Linked DNA regions of Mus musculus: region 2 is linked to region 1. A link is a contact called in ENCODE Hi-C or POLR2A ChIA-PET data. All regions are on one chromosome and are shown on one strand. The core of a region is the stretch at or near the end of the contact, and the rest is flanking DNA. Distances in the headings are between cores, read along the strand shown. Region 1 holds the start of Clock (circadian locomotor output cycles kaput). Region 2 holds the start of Cep135 (centrosomal protein 135).

Region 1 (4,563 bases), core at 961-3,460:
GTTTGAGGGAGAGCAAGGTGAATGGTTGGGAAGGAATGGAGGGAGAAAAGGGGAGGGGAAAATGATAGAATTATATTTTAATTTCAAAACTGAAAGTGGCCAACACTTGAGATGGGATTTACTTAGCAGGTAGTGTCAATACCTAGTGCCTCTCAATTGCTCTATGAACTGAGACTATTATCTGCAGTTTACATTTTTTTTTTTTTTACAGATGAATAACTTGAAGTTACATCATTTCACAGATGAATAACTTGATGAAAAGACAGTTGAAAAGAGAACCGGAAACACTTAGTTTAAATGACAACAAGGCACATGGTGTTTAAGGCCATGGTTTAGAATTGGGAACCTAGATTTAGGATTTATGAAACTATGAGGCAAAACTTTTGTTTACTGGAAACACAGTGTTAAAGTTGGGAAATTAAAAAAAACTTTTTTTTTTTAAATGAGGGAAAAGTCGTAAACTGAACCGTGGGAAATAGTCAGACAGTGACAGAGGACTGAGCAGAAAATCAAGGGATTATCAACAGGTCTTGGTAAATAATTAAACAGAGAATGTGAGCGAGGGAGGAGTCACAGGTGACTAAGAGGACAATGAAACCATTAAAGGGGGCAAAGGTCATTTTGATATATATATATATATATATATGTATATATATTATATATGTATATAGTGTGTATACACACACTAGAGGAACTATAATAGAAAAAGAGAATGAATAAAGCCAAAACATTTGACCCAGGGAAAGCATTCAAATTCATTTGGCTGCAACCTATTTACCAGCCTCAGTACCCTTACCTCCTGCCCCTTTTTTACTACCAGTGATCAAGACACTAACTTGTAGATGGCAGAAAAGCTCTTATTGGTTTTAAGCAATAAAACAAACACATTCACGAGTTTATTGATTACTTTAACTGAACTTTCCAAAGGAATCTAGCCCACATCGATTTCAGCGCTCATGCATCTAGGCTATATCACCATGTTTTAATCTGTTTTCTGGTTTTTCCCTTCGTGGTGCCTGCTCTTTCATTAGTCACACAAGAAAAGATTATTTTCTTTCAGTATCAGGTTCACTGGGAAACAATCTTCTTGGCAGTAATTGCCAGCCTGAGACAGAGAACCCAAGGTTTCCTCCTCCACAGTGTCCTGCCTGGACCACAAGGACAGAGTGGAGAATGGGTGGGTTCAAAGGACGTGAACCTAAGCGAGCAGCAGATGGATTAGGACAGCAGAAACTGTGCCTTTCGATGGCGAAACGGTACAAAGACTGCCAAGGAAAGATTCTCCTGGCAGGGTTCTGGCTACGTAGCCAGGAATTTGAGGATTCTCCTCCTAGTTCACATTGCTGGGGGGGGGGGGGGGGGATCGCAGCTAATTCCTAGTTTTGAAGTTGGTTTTTTTTTTTTTTCTTTCCTGAATATACACCAAGAACTTAATTCTTATTGAGACAAACATTACCTTGTAGACAGGATTTTTGGAGCTAAAGAGTATAGGTTTATTTATTGCCTTCTGTTTGCTGTACGAGTTGATTTTTAAAAGAAATTGCTATGAATTAGCTTCTTTCCCAGTAATTCGGGTGCAGTAGCTAAGAAACCAGTGTAAACTAGGGTCCTGGTTCATCCGTAGCGCCATGCTCATCTTTTGCAGTGCCTCCTGCCTTTTCATAAAAGGAGCAAACACATCCCGACCTTTTGCTTCCCTGGCTACAGCCGAGGTCACTTGGGTCGTCCAGGTCCATCTCGGGGAGCAGCCAGCCTAGCGTGTCTCTAGGAGCCGGGAAACCGAGTCCCAGGCATCCCACGAACCTCCAGGAGAGGAAACCGAGCACTGGGCTGGAGAAGTCTAACTTGGCGTAGGCCAAGCTCTCTGCTTTCCCGGGGACAGAGGCACCATTCCAGGCGGCGGCTCCCACTGGTTGGGAGCGCCGCATCCCGGGGAACCGCGAGCCGCCCAGGGCGCTGCGGGCGGCCGCACCCTCCGCTAGGCCCCGCCTCCCGGCCTGCGAAGGGAAGGGGGCCTCGGGGCATCCCGGCTTCCCTCGGCGGCCGTGGAACGAGCTCACGCCGGCCTGCAAGAGTGGGATTTCCTCGGGTGCCCGGGATCCCCAGGCGCGGCTTCGGGGCTGCCTAACGGGGAAAGTCGCATGCGCGCCCGGCGCGCTGAGGGAAGGCGGCCGCGAGGGGAGGGGCGAGTGCAGAGCCTGGCCGGCCGCGGAGCCCCGCGCCCACGACGCATGCGCCGGGAGGCAGCGCAATCACGGACTCGGCTGGCGGCTACCGGCTGGAGAGAGGAAACCCCGGACGGCGAGAGCGCGAAGGAAATCTGGCCGCCGCCGCGCACGCGCTCCCGGTGAGTGCGCCCCACCGGGTGGGCCTCGGCCCGGCGCGCGGCGGGCGGCTGGCCTGGGTGGCGCATGCGTGCTCCCGGGTTCCGTGGAGGAGGGGAAGGCCGGGAGGGGGAGGAGCGCGGCGGTAGCGGTGAATTTTGAGGGGTGGGTCGGGGGCGCGCACTCGCCGCCCCTGGTGCTGCCGGCTCCCGGAGCCGTGGCGTGTCCCGGCTGTCGCCGCTCGGCTGTCGCGAGCCGCCGCGGGCAGAGTCCCGGGCGGGGGAGGGAGGAAGCCGGAGCCTCAGGCACGGTGAGGACGCGGGAGGGCGCGGGGGGCAGTGTGTGGGACCGGGGCAGGGAACAGGGCGCGGGGCGCCAAGGGGGTGCGGGCCAGGCCGGGAGGCAGGAGCTGCGGCCGGGGTCCGGGGACGCGGAGAGCGCGGAGCTCTGGAGAGTCGCGCTCAGCCGGGCCTGCGCCAAGTGTCCCGGGGCCGCTGGGGGTTACCTGCAGGGCAGGGGGGCGCGGTGGGTCCCGCGGGCCCCGGGGGTTCCGGGGCCGCGTCGCGCTTGAGACTGGGCGCGGGGTTAGCGCGGGGCAGGCCGAGTCGGCCGCCGAGAGCGCTCGCGCCCGGGACCCGCTAGGCCTTGTGACCCACTTTATTCCTGTCACCACTCGGGCACGTTTGGAGCGGCGCCCAATGGGGCGCTGGGGCGGCCAGCTCCTCCGCGGAGCCCCCGCCCTCGCGGCGGCCGGCGCGCGCCGGGATCCGCAGTCCGAGCGGCGGCCGCCGCCGCCCAGGGCTGGTTCCGTTAATGGTCCTGGTTCCGGGGCTCGGGCCGCGGGCTGCTCTGGGCCCCGGGTGTCCGACTCGAGTCGCGTGCGCCGCGCCGGGCCGCGCTCTGCCTGTGGGGCTGGCCGTCCTGGATGTGGTCCTGGCTGTCCCGGTACCGGGAGTAGCGCCACGAAGTTTGTATCTTTGTGGGGTGTTTTCTGCCGCTGTGGAAGTCCGAGGTAGTCAGCAGAATCCTGAAAGATGAAGGAAGAGCTTTGGCCTCTGACCTGACAGATGACAGATCAGGCCGTGGTGTTTTGATATTGCAATGCCGAACCACACACTGCATGAAGCCTTTCTAGATGCTTTAAAAACAACAGACTCTGGTGTTTTCTATTGCAGTGAAAGAAAAGCACAAGAAGAAACTTTTACAGGCGTTGTTGATTGGACTAGGGCAACGATTCCCAAAATCACCAGCAAGGTAATTTCCCTTGATTGCATTGTTGTAGTTTTAAAAGCGACTAGAGAAAATTACAGACCATCCCCATTCATATCTGATTGAAAAAAAATGAATAGGCTGTAACTTAATTCGTGACTGTCTCTGAGTCCCACAGAACACTTGAAATCTGGTTTGTTTTAAAATCTTAGGAGAAAGAAACATGTGCCTAGGTTAGCTTGAAGAACTGGCAGGATCACCTGTGAAAAAAAGGACACAAAAAATTGTCATATAGTGAAAGAAAGCTGAATTGTGTCCTGTTGTATGTGTAACTATATATAATCTATATGTCCATATTTGTGCGTGTGTGTGTGTGTGTGTGTGTATATATATATATGTGTGTGTGTGTGTGTGTGTGTGTACACATATAGACTACATATAGCCTGTGTTGCTCGTCAATATGAGGAAGTCCTAGAATAAATACTAGAAAACCAATAGTTATGGGAAAGGGTGGAAAATGAAATGCTTTATGTGCTTATAGTCTTATTCTTTTAATGTTTTATGGATTTATAAACAGGTTTTATAGGGAATTTTGATCATTCTCTATTTTTTTCTCTTAATATTTGAAAAGTAAACTGGAGAAAGTTTAGGTGAACTTGATTGTTGTTTACATTTTACGATGCTGAAATCACAGGCAAATTCAAAACTTGCTAACCCTTGATGACTGCATTTGGCGTTAAAGTTGGAATGCGCTTCTTTGGTAGTATAGTGCCTCCTTTTTATATTTTTAAAAACTATAGTTTTATAGTTTTTTTTTCCTTTCGTCGATCCCTACCTCAATGTTTACATTCTGTTTACAATAATAATAAACCAGTTTATTTAGCTGAGTGACTTTTCTTGTGGGAAGCTATTATTTTCTTCAAGGAAGTCAGACATGAACCCCAGTGAAATATAAATATATGTATGTGTATTTGAGTGTGTGTGTGTGTGTGTCAGAGTGTCTGTGAGTATATATGTGTGAGTATATATG
Region 2 (4,563 bases), core at 1,169-3,668, 280 kb before region 1:
TAGAAAATAAACTCTTGGATCTTAGTAACACAACAATCCAATAAGAAAATTGGGGCAAGATCTCGTAGGAGGCACATGACTCTAATCTCAGAATTTGGGAGGCAGAAACAAGCCTGTACACTGTACACAGTAAGTCGGAGGCCCAGGGATACATAGTGAGACCTGGTCTCAAATTATCCCCCCAAGGATAATTTGGTCTGTGCATTTCACCATGTAAATTTCACTCCCATATTGGTTCTTTTCATTGTCTTGAGACAAAGGCCTTATAACATCCTGACTGATCTAGAAAATTGTATTAAAACTAAACTTTAGTTGTACAAACATTTGAAAAGACACCTTGCAAAAGGCATCTTGAGGGAAATATATGAAAAGGTGCGTAACATGCAAAGACTCTCAGCTTAAGAAATCCACACACCACCCAGAGAGTAGAAAACCACTGTGGAACGAGCCAAACAGCTTCCTATTAAGTGAAACACAGTCCTAGCTGATAACACCATAATTCTATTCCTACAGCTTTACAAAAGAAAACGGACAGGAATATGCACAGGGAGACTCCAGCAGCTTCACCTGTAACTGTACAGAGCTGGAAAGGGGATGAACAAGCTATCCTACGCGGGCTAGAAACAGTTTCACGGGCCTCTGGAGAGTCTCTGGAAAGGATAGATCTTTTTTCCCAAAGTGATAGAGGACTGCCTGGGGTAAGTTACCCAGGCACAGACATTCATGGAAAGTGCTTAAAGGCACACTGAAGGTGCATTTCACCGTGTAAATTTCACTCCCATATTGGTTCTTTTCATTATTTTGAAATATACCATCCTGACTGGTCTAGAACTCATATTATTGGCCAGACAGCCCCATCTTTTTCTTCTGCCTGTGCCTTTGAGTGCTAGGACTACAGATGTGTACCACCAGGCCCAATCTTACTTCCTTTTTTTTTTTTTTTTAAGTAACACACATGTAAGTAGCTCAGTATACATTTTTATGCTTGTCTATTTCTATGCTTGTTTGTTTACCGTATCCAGGGTTAAGCACTGAGCCTATGACATGGTAGGAGAGCACTCTTTACTGGGCAATACCTCCAGCTGTTATACTTGTCTTCTCAAACACCTATGATTATTTATTATCTCTACCAATCTGCCCTAAAATTGAGTTATGCAGAGACCATTTCTAACCTTTGCCAAAAAATTGTAGTCATAGAACTCATGTTTCTAAATCAAATAAAAATTATGTCCTTCACCACTAGTAAAAATTATAAGTGCACATAAATGAATACATGCAAAACCTGATGCTCCAAACACCCATTGTGGGATCGAGTACCAATGTCACCGTTCCTATTTAAAGCATAAAGCCAAGAAGGCTGTCCCAAGAAAATAGCTTCCCCAACCACAGGGCTACTTCTAAATTAGTGTTTCTTCTTGGTTATCCCCGTTAACAAATCTAGGATCTTCTTTTAGAGGCTTCCCCTAGGGCTTTCTAGGTCCCTCCACAAAAGGACTTGATTGATGCCGGAGGTGTTTTACAGAAACTCCTGTGCTCACAAGAAAAACATCTGACAAGATAAATTAGCGGGGCAAACTCCAAGAACTATGCCCCCTCCTTGACAGCTGCCAACTCCGGGTACCAGGAAACCATCTTTCTCCATCCTTCATGAAGGCAGAATGAGAATACGAATCAAAAGACCATGGGCCATAATAAGTAAAGTCCTCCAGGCTGGGGGGTGATATGTACATATTAGGGTTTCCCCTATATTCCAGATCACAAGCTTTAAATCAAAACAGCCGAAAAGGGTAGGTTCCGCAGTTACAACTAGCTGTCCACTAAACCCTGGGGCGTTGTTGTCTCAAAGCGGGCACCTCTTACTTTCTCAGAAATATGCAACCTGCGGATACAGTAGCGTTTAAAAAAACCAACACCAGAGTGCGGGCACCGCAAAGGGCACGGGCCGGAGCGGCCAAGCAGTCCTTCCCCGGCTCAGGCCGGAGGGTGGAACGGCAGTTCTCCTCGGGTCGGCCCCGGGCCGCACGGACGGACGGACGGACCGACGGACTGTGGGACGGTCCCCGCGCCGCCCTCCCGCACTTCCTCCCGGCAGCGCCCGGGCTCCCGCCCTCGCTCGGGGGTGGGGGTGGGGACCGCCCCGGAGGCCCCGCGACCCGGCCCAGCCCCCGCGGCCTCCCCCGGGTGCGCCTCACCGCCGCTCCGTCCCGAGGTACATCGCCCTCCGGACCCGCTGTCCCCGCTGGCTCGTCCTGCTGCGGCCAATGGCTCCGGCACGAGCGCGGTTTGAAAATGGCGCGGAGAGAGACGGTCGCGGCCCACAAGGAGGGAGCGCCGCCGTTGCCCCGGTAACGGACCGGAGCGGCCCACAGTGGCGGCGCGCGCGCCGGCCGCCCGGAGATGGCGGCTTTCGGCCCTCGGTGCCCGGAAACGTAACGGCCGGCCGATGCCGGGGCTACGGCGCCCCCTGGCGGGGAGCCCGAACCTCTGCGGTGCCCGAGGACCTTGCCAACTGGCCGCTGGCGGTAACCATCAGCTAACCCCCAATGACCTTTCACAGGTGAATTTCTGCTGATCGCCCTGTCTTCCCCCTGGATGTCACTGTCCTTGCAGCTTCTCCTGGCTACCACTTGATAACAGTTATTGCCCCGTACCCATGTAAACCCCCAGAATAGAATCCGACCATCAAAACCTACTTGTTTACGTTTCTCCCTGCTGCTTCCAATTGTGGGCTCCTTGAATCAGATATTCTTTTATTCAACTGTATTTCTCTAGCATCTGTCACAGTATTTGTAAATGTTAAATTGAAATGAATTGCTTACAATAGCTTGCTCATGGTTACAAAGATCATGGTCAAATCCCCAGAGTCCACCACTCTCCTAAAAACTTTCTAGATGGTTAAGAGTTGAGTTTTTGTTTGTGCGTGTTTTGTTTTCTTTTGTTGTTTGTTTCTGCTTATATTCCTTACCAAGCCGGCCTTTCCTCTGACTATGTACTTTGTCCACTGCTCAGCACGGAACTGTATGTTGGGATGTGAATTGCTCTGTGCCGATTCATTCTTTGTTTTCACGTCTCAGTCTCCATTTTGTGTGCTTTGTCCGTTTTTAATTGGAAGTTTTAAGGAGCTAATGAATCCTGTAGAGATTTTTATACCATCTTGCACATATACAAGTAAGCATATGTTTATGTAAAGACAAATATCTTTTTTAAAAAAAGTCATAAATATCAGAAATTGGCTGTGCATAGCCATCTAGTGAAGATAGATAACATTGGTGGCCCCCCTTACCCCAAACACACACCAACTAAATGTTAGAACAAAACTCAGTGAAGAAATACAACGGGGTACATGGGATTGAAAGCTACAGTTAGCCTTTGTTCCAAGTGGCATTGATAACCCAGAGTCAGGGTCACTGCTGACCTCCGAGGCCTAAGGTCAGGGATCCTGGCACACAAAACTTGAAAGATGAGAATGCAGAATGCTGCTGCTTCCCACCCAAGTCCTAGCGCTTTAAGCAAATTGCATGGCTGTGGAGGCATGGAGGAAAACAGATGCCCTCACCACAGAAAGTGAGCTTTGTAGACTTAATATCAGCACCAACAGGAGTTCCTGAAACACTTAGAATGAGGTTTGCCTAGAGGCTGGTGGGGTCCTGATTGTAAGGAGGAAGAAAGCCAGATGTAAAGGTAAAAGAGTTGCTTTCACTGAAAACTGATGCTGTAGTTTAGATCTGAAATGTGGTGGTCTGAAGGAGATTGGCCCCTATAGCCTCATATACTTGAATAGCATGACCCCTAGTTGGTGGAACTGTCTGGGAAGGATTAGGAGGTGTGACCTTGTTGGGAAAAGTGTGTCACTGGGGATGTGATGGCTAACATTATATTGATGGCTCACTTTAAAACTGCTTGAGAGAAGCAGAAACCAAAAATGGACTTCCAATGGGTTAGATTTTAAAATTGCCTGGTTTTGCACAACTTTAACAAAACTACTGTTTCTGCTTCGTAAACAAAAGCTTGTTTTACATGAGATGACTTTGTGCTCTTTGCCTGTGTAAGTCCCCCACTGAGGTGGCTGGGGGCTGTGCTGCACTCAGGAGTTCCCAATCTGGGTGTTGAACTGGTGTCTGTATATGAAAGTAGCTTCTTTGTTAAAACTTACTAATGGTCAGACTGGCGAATCTCCGAACCACCTCAGACCTATAACAGAGGCAGGTTTTGAGGTTTCAAAACCCATGCCATTCCCAGTTAGCTCTATCTTTTTGGAGCTTGTAGATCAAGATGTGAGCTCTCGCCAGGTGGTAGTGGCACATACCTTTAATCCCAGCATTCGGGAGGCAGAGGCTGGCAGATTTCTGAGCTCGAGGCCAGCCTGGTCTACAAAGTGAGTTCCAGGACAGCCAGGGCTACACAGAGAAACCCTGTCTTGAAAACAACAACAACAACAACAAAAAAAAGCTCTCAGCTGCTAATCCAGTACCACCCCTGCCTGACTGCCTGCCTGCTGAAACACTCCCTGACATGATGGGTATTGTCTTAGTTAGGGTTTTACTGCTATGAACAGAGACCATG

What was found. Hi-C counts contacts between places; a loop is a spot of excess contacts on that map. ChIA-PET counts read pairs that join two places held with the same protein, here RNA polymerase II (POLR2A).
Region 2: a map of heart shows a loop between it and region 1 (14-fold over the local background). The contact joins the promoter of Cep135 here to the promoter of Clock in region 1. A Hi-C loop is called at or near these places in 1 of 37 maps with a recorded cell type or tissue (heart). POLR2A ChIA-PET finds 5 or more read pairs at or near these places in 1 of 5 experiments (Patski).

Annotation. Positions count from the first base shown.
Region 1 is chr5:76,302,439-76,307,001 of GRCm38, reverse strand. It overlaps Clock (circadian locomotor output cycles kaput), which reads left to right and starts at 2,210. Exons shown (of 23, transcript NM_001289826.1): 1 at 2,210-2,347; 2 at 3,500-3,578. Gm7467 (predicted gene 7467) reads right to left here and starts at 2,126. Exons shown (of 1, transcript NR_152171.1): 1 at 1,475-2,126.
Region 2 is chr5:76,586,554-76,591,116 of GRCm38, reverse strand. Cep135 (centrosomal protein 135) reads right to left here and starts at 2,418. Exons shown (of 26, transcript NM_199032.3): 1 at 2,193-2,418.